2 separate regions of the Homo sapiens genome follow, and region 2 is linked to region 1. A link is an interaction called in ENCODE POLR2A ChIA-PET data of the cell type or tissue named here. Cell type or tissue: A673. All regions are shown on one strand. Links, peaks and the distances in the headings refer to the core of each region. The heading gives the core; the rest is flanking DNA.

Evidence for each region. ChIA-PET counts read pairs that join two places held together with the same protein. Peaks named below come from ENCODE experiments on the same cell type or tissue, not always from the same donor. Only the 100,000 strongest peaks of a DNase experiment are listed, where the experiment ranks them.
Region 2: POLR2A ChIA-PET joins it to region 1 with 17 read pairs; 11 of 35 experiments call an interaction of 5 or more read pairs at or near these places.

Annotation. Positions count from the first base shown.
Region 1 is chr12:124,573,649-124,576,456 of GRCh38, reverse strand. No RefSeq gene overlaps it. Among named protein-coding and RNA genes, the nearest start is that of NCOR2, 7.4 kb to the right of the region's middle. In A673, for the core only: no CTCF peak of the experiment used is centred there; no DNase peak of the experiment used is centred there.
Region 2 is chr12:124,521,328-124,524,135 of GRCh38, reverse strand. All of the region lies in intron 2 of NCOR2 (nuclear receptor corepressor 2), which reads left to right. Among named protein-coding and RNA genes, the nearest start is that of NCOR2, 45 kb to the left of the region's middle. RefSeq lists an enhancer at 2,571-2,808. In A673, for the core only: no CTCF peak of the experiment used is centred there; no DNase peak of the experiment used is centred there; H3K27ac peaks cover 1,490 bases.

The sequences.
Region 1 (2,808 bases), core at 45-2,544:
CTTTGGGGTCTGATCTCCCCTTGGTCCAGGTCTGAGCGGGGCGGTTTGGGCCAGGGCTGCTTTAGAGTTGGATGCAGCAACAGTCACCACTGCAGTGCAGGCTCTTTCACCATCTGTGTGTGTGTCTGTGCGTGTCTGTGCCCTGGGAAGAAGGGAAGGGGCAGGGGTTGGCTTTCCAGGCCCAAGCAGAGGGTGAGGCCACCCAGGGGCTAATTCCTAACATTCTCAGGGAGGCTGAGAAGGAGAAAATGTGGGGCAAAGATGCTGGAAAGGAGACCTCCTTGAATCTCGAAAGACTCCAGAAGTGCACGCAGGGATGTCCAAAACCAGATATCCAAGCTGAAAAACAAAGCAAGAAAGCATTTTCCATCTGTAAACATTTCACACAGACATGGTCAGAGCAAGTGACCCTCTGCCTCAACCCCCATTTCCCAGGGCGTCCCCTGCACCTGCCCTTGTCACATCCTCCCCCAGCCCCCACCCAGAGGCAACCTCTGCTGTCAATTTGTCCTGTGTCCTCCCCAACCTCTCCCTGGCTCCTGCCATATGTCCCTCCCTGAACTGCCCACTCCATCCACTGTTCTCACACGGGGCTCTTTGCTGTTCCAGGAATACACCAGGCACATTCCCACCCCAGGGCCTTTGCACTGGTGGTTCCCTCTGCCTGTTGTGCTTTCTCCCAGATACTTCCCTGACCTCCCACACCTGTGCACACTACCTTCCTTTCCTGATTTATTCATTATCTTTTTGAGACTGAGTCTCGCTCTGTCACCCAGGCTGGAGTGCAGTGATGCGATCGTGGCTCACTGCAACCTCTGCCTCCCGGGTTCAAGCGATTCACCTTCCTCAGCCTCCCAAGTAGCTGGGATTTCAGGCACCTACTACCATGCCCAGCTAATTTTTGTATTTTTGGTAGAGAGGTGGTTTCACCATGTTGGCCGGGCTGGTCTCGAACTCCTGACCTCAGGTGATCCACCCACCTTGGCCTCCCAAGGTGCTGGGATTCCAGGAGTGAGTCACAGTGCCTGGCCTTCCTTTCTGGATTTATTTCTTGCAGAGCACTTACCACCTTCTCATCCAGGGAATGATATATTTATTGAGTTTTAATTATGCATCCCTCTCTTTAGAATGTCAGCTCCACGGAGGCAGAGACTGCCTATCTCATTCACTGCTATATCTCACACACCTAGTGTGGTGCCTCGCACACAGTGGGCACGCCTGAATTAATCTCCTTGCAGAAGTCTTCATGCATATAAGATATGGAATCAATCTAAGTGTCCATCAATGAAGGATTGAATAAAGAAAGTGTGGTACCTATACACCATGGATCACTATTTAGTTATAAGAAAGAATGAAATCCTGTCTTTTGCAGCAATGTGGATAGAACTGGAGTCCATTATCCTAAGCGAAACGACTCAGACACAGAAAGACAAATACTGGCCGGGCGCAGTGGGCCATGCCTGGAATCCCAGGCACTTTCGGAGGCCAAGGCGGGCAGATTGGTTGAGGCCAGGAGTTCGAGACCAGCCTGGCCAACATGGTGAAACCCGTCTCTACTAAAAATACAAAAATTAGCTGGGCATGGTGGTGTCCCAGCTACTTGGGAGGCTGAGGCGGGAGAATCACTTGAACCTGGGAGGTGGAGGTTGCAGTGAGCCAAGATCACGCCACTGAACTTCCAGCCTGAGTGACAGAGCGAGATTCTGTCTCAAAAAAAAAAAAAAAAAAAAAAAAGCAAATACTGCATGTTTTCACTTACAAGTGGGAGCTAAATAATGTGTACACATGGAAGCAGAGTGTGGAATGATGGAATTGGAGACCGAGAGGCGTGGGGACATGGGAGGGGGTTAGATGGCGGGAGGTTGCTTGGTGGACATAAGGCGCATGGCTCCCATGATGGGTGCATCCTAACACTTTGCCTTCACCACAGTGCAATATAACAATGTAGCAACATTGCACTTGTACCCCATTAATATATGCCAAAAAGTATCATGCATAGCCCGGCAGCCTAAGCACACTTACCCCTCCCCGCTTTTCTGCACAAAAGGTACCACACTGCACACCCAGCACTGCACGTGCTTTTGCGCTAAACAATGTATCTGGGAGGTCTGCCCCCACGGGAACAGAAGGTACAGCTTATTCTCAGGCTTGTTCACAGCTGCGGGCTGTCCCATTGGAGAGATGGCAGGATCCACCTAGCCAGCCCCACCACCGCCATTCAGGAGAGCAAGACTGCAGGGACCATGTCATCCTCGCTGGATCGCTCCCCTTGATGGGGCCCTCCTGTGCTCCCACCCATGGTGCCTGAGAGCAAAGACTCAAGCAGATGCCCTGGTGGGACAACACCCCAGAAATGAGGGGGAACCCCTGGGAGAAAGCGAGCTGTTGATCTTCAGAGATCATCGGGCCTATCAGAGGGGGGCCTGAGTTTGTTCCCAGCTCCATTCTTTCTGAAATGTAAACAGTGTCTTAACTGAAGGAGCAGAGGAAGCCGGGGGTGACATTGCAGTTTCTTGCAGCAAGGGTAAGTGGGGGCTGGCTGGGGACTCTGAGCGACATCCTCAGTGAGGTTTCTGCAGGACTGTGAGATCAGAAGGGCCTCTGTGCAGAAAGGATGAGGGCCAAGAGACCCTGTCCCCCGCCAATCCCCCATGTTCTGAACGTTCACTTTGCTTTGAATGCCAGGGTGTTTTTCTTGTTTTCTTAGCCTTTAAAGGGCTGACTTCAAGGCCCGATTCCTTATGTCCAGGGAGGGTCCTTGCTTAGCACATGAGGTTGATGATAACTTACTTTTTCGAGTGCCAACTA
Region 2 (2,808 bases), core at 66-2,565, 52 kb after region 1:
TATAGCCTCTTCTTAGCAGTGACTTTTAAAGTATTTTGTCCCCACTGTGATCTGGGTAGAATGTCCCATGGGCTGTTCCAGAAGGTCTCAAGTCTTGGGAAGTCACGTCTGACACCATTGGAGATGCCATTTCTGAAAGTCAAGGCCCACGGCCACAGCAGTTTCTCAGAGAACAATACCATGTCTCCAGTGGGGCCTGACATTCTTGGAGACAGTATAGTCTAGTGGTTAGTGTCGTAGATGCGGGTTTCACACTTGCTGAGTTCAAAACCGACATTGCCACTTCCCAGCCCCGTCCCCTTGGGCAAGTCACTTCACTGCTCTCTGCCTCAGTTTCCCAGTATGTATTAATGGAATGGGTATGACAGCACCCCATAGGATTGTTGTAAGGCAAGCTTGTCCAACCTGCGGCTCAGGACGGTTTTAAATGCAGCCCAACACAAATTTGTAAACTTTCTTAAAACAGATTGTTTTTCGGTTTTTTGTTTTTTTTTTTTTTAGTTCATCAGCTATGGTTAGTGTTAGTGTTATGTGTGATCCGAGACAGTTCTTTTAGTGTGGCCCAGTGAAGCCAAAAGACTGGACACGCCGGTTGTAAGGCACAGTGGAGGCCGCGTGAAGCCCACTGACCCTGGCACACTGAGAGCTTGGGTGATGCTGGCCGGCGTGATGTGTCCTTCCCGGGTTAGGTCCCTGGGATCCAGCTGGCTGGCGTGGAGCATTCCTGGGCACTCCTCTTTCCTCTGCCGCTGCCCCTGCCACCGGGGTGTGGGTTCCCAGGAGCCCCAGAACAGGCAGCCACCTGCCCCCTGCCCCCAGCCGTCCTTGCCAGTTGCTGGGTGCCCATGGTATTCTGGCGTGCCGGATGGTGCTGCAGTTGGAAGTGAGTCTTGAGTGAGCAATTAACTCTGCCAGCTGCCAGCTCACAGCTGCTGTGGGTGGGGGCGGCCCCTTTTAAAAATAAAAACAACATGCAGAAAAACAGCCCTGGAGTACCGTTGGCTTCCCTTAGCCAACGTGGTCAGGGCTTCATTTTGATGCTTTTGTGGAGAAGAATCCCGGGCCTGGATGGGGAAATAGGATGCATTTTGGTCTGGGGAGTGTCTTTATTTAGGGGCAGAGGTGATGGCCTGTGTCTGGCCTCCCCATCCAGGAGGCAGGCCCCTTTCCTCAAGCTGCCCACGAGTGGCTGGCTCATGGATGCCTGCCACAGGGAAGGGGATTTGGGTTCCTTGGGGCCAGTTTTTAGCAGGCTCAGGCCGGAGAGGGTGGCTGTGGGATCTCTCAGGTCTGTTTCCAGCTCTGTCGGCTATAGGGGGGCCCTGGGGCCATCCCGGAGATCCCTGGAGCTCTCCTCTGCAGCTTCCAGCCAGTTTTCTGGAACTAGCGGGAAAGGAAAGGGGCACCAAAGGTGTTTCCGGGCATGCGACTGCTGCCACTTTGAGGTCTTGGCTTTGGTAGTGGGTTGAGTCATGGCCCATGAAACATAGGTACACTTGGAAACTGTGAATATGACCTTGGCCTTATTTGGACCACAGGTCTTCGCAGATGTCACTAAGGTAAGGGTCTCAAGATGGGATCATCCTGGAATAGGATGGGCCCTAAATCCAATGACAAGTGTTCTAAGAGAAGACACACAGCAGAGAAGTCCACGTGAAGACGGAAGGAACGCCAGGAGCCACTGGGAACTGGAAGACACAGAGAAGGCTCCCCCTGCAGAGTCTTTGGAGGGTGTGTGGCCCTGGTGACACCTTGAGCTTGGATTTCTGGCCTCCAGAACTGTGAGAGGATAGGTCGCTGGTTTCAGCCACCCAATTTGTAATAATTTGTTATAGCAGCCACAGGAAACGAATACAGTTGTGAACTTTATTTTAATCACTCATGTATTTTAAAATTAAAATGTAAAATGTAATTTTGTCTTGTTCACTGCCATATTTCCAGTGCTCAGCACATACAGTAGGGGCTCAGCAGATGCTTCTCGAATGTCTGATAGCTCCAGGCCTGGGTGAGGAACTCCTACCTGCTGGGAGTTGGACCCAGCTTTCAGGAAGTCGGTAAACTGGGCTGGAGTGGTGTGCATTCAGCAACACCATCTTTTTGTTTATTTATTTGTTTATTTGAGATGCGGCCTTGCTCTGTTGCCCAGGCTGGAGTGCAGTGGCATGATCTTGGCTCACTGCAGCCTCTGCCTCCTGGTTCAAGCAATTCTCTTACCTCAGCCTCCTGAGTAGCTGGAATTACGGGTATGCGCCACCACACCTGACTGAATTTTGTATTTTTAGTAGAGATGGGGTTTTGCCATGATAGCCAGGCTGGTCTTGAGCTCCTGGCCTCAAGCGATCCACTGCGCCCGGCCTATTTATTTTCAGTTGAGGTGAAATTCACATCACATATAATTTACCATTTTAACATGAACAGTTCATGAGTTCTTAGTACAATCACAATGTTGAGCACCCACCCCTTCTATCCAAAAAATGTCCTCATCACCCCAAAAGGAACCCTGTACCGGTGGGGTCACTTCACGTTGCCGCCTCCCGCAGCCCCTGGCAGCTACCAATCTGCCTTCTGCCTCTGTGGACTTACCTATTTTGGGTATTTCTCCTGGACGGAATCATGCACTGTGGGTTTTGGCTTCTTTCACTCCGCACAATGTGTTTGAGGTTGATCCGTGTTGAATGGTGTGAGTCCTTCATTCCTTTATATGGCGGAATTCCATTGTGTGGCATACATCAATAGAACCATTTGATATCTAAGTGGCTTTTCAGATGAGGAAACTGAGGCTGCCCAGGTCACGGAGCCCTGGGGCCC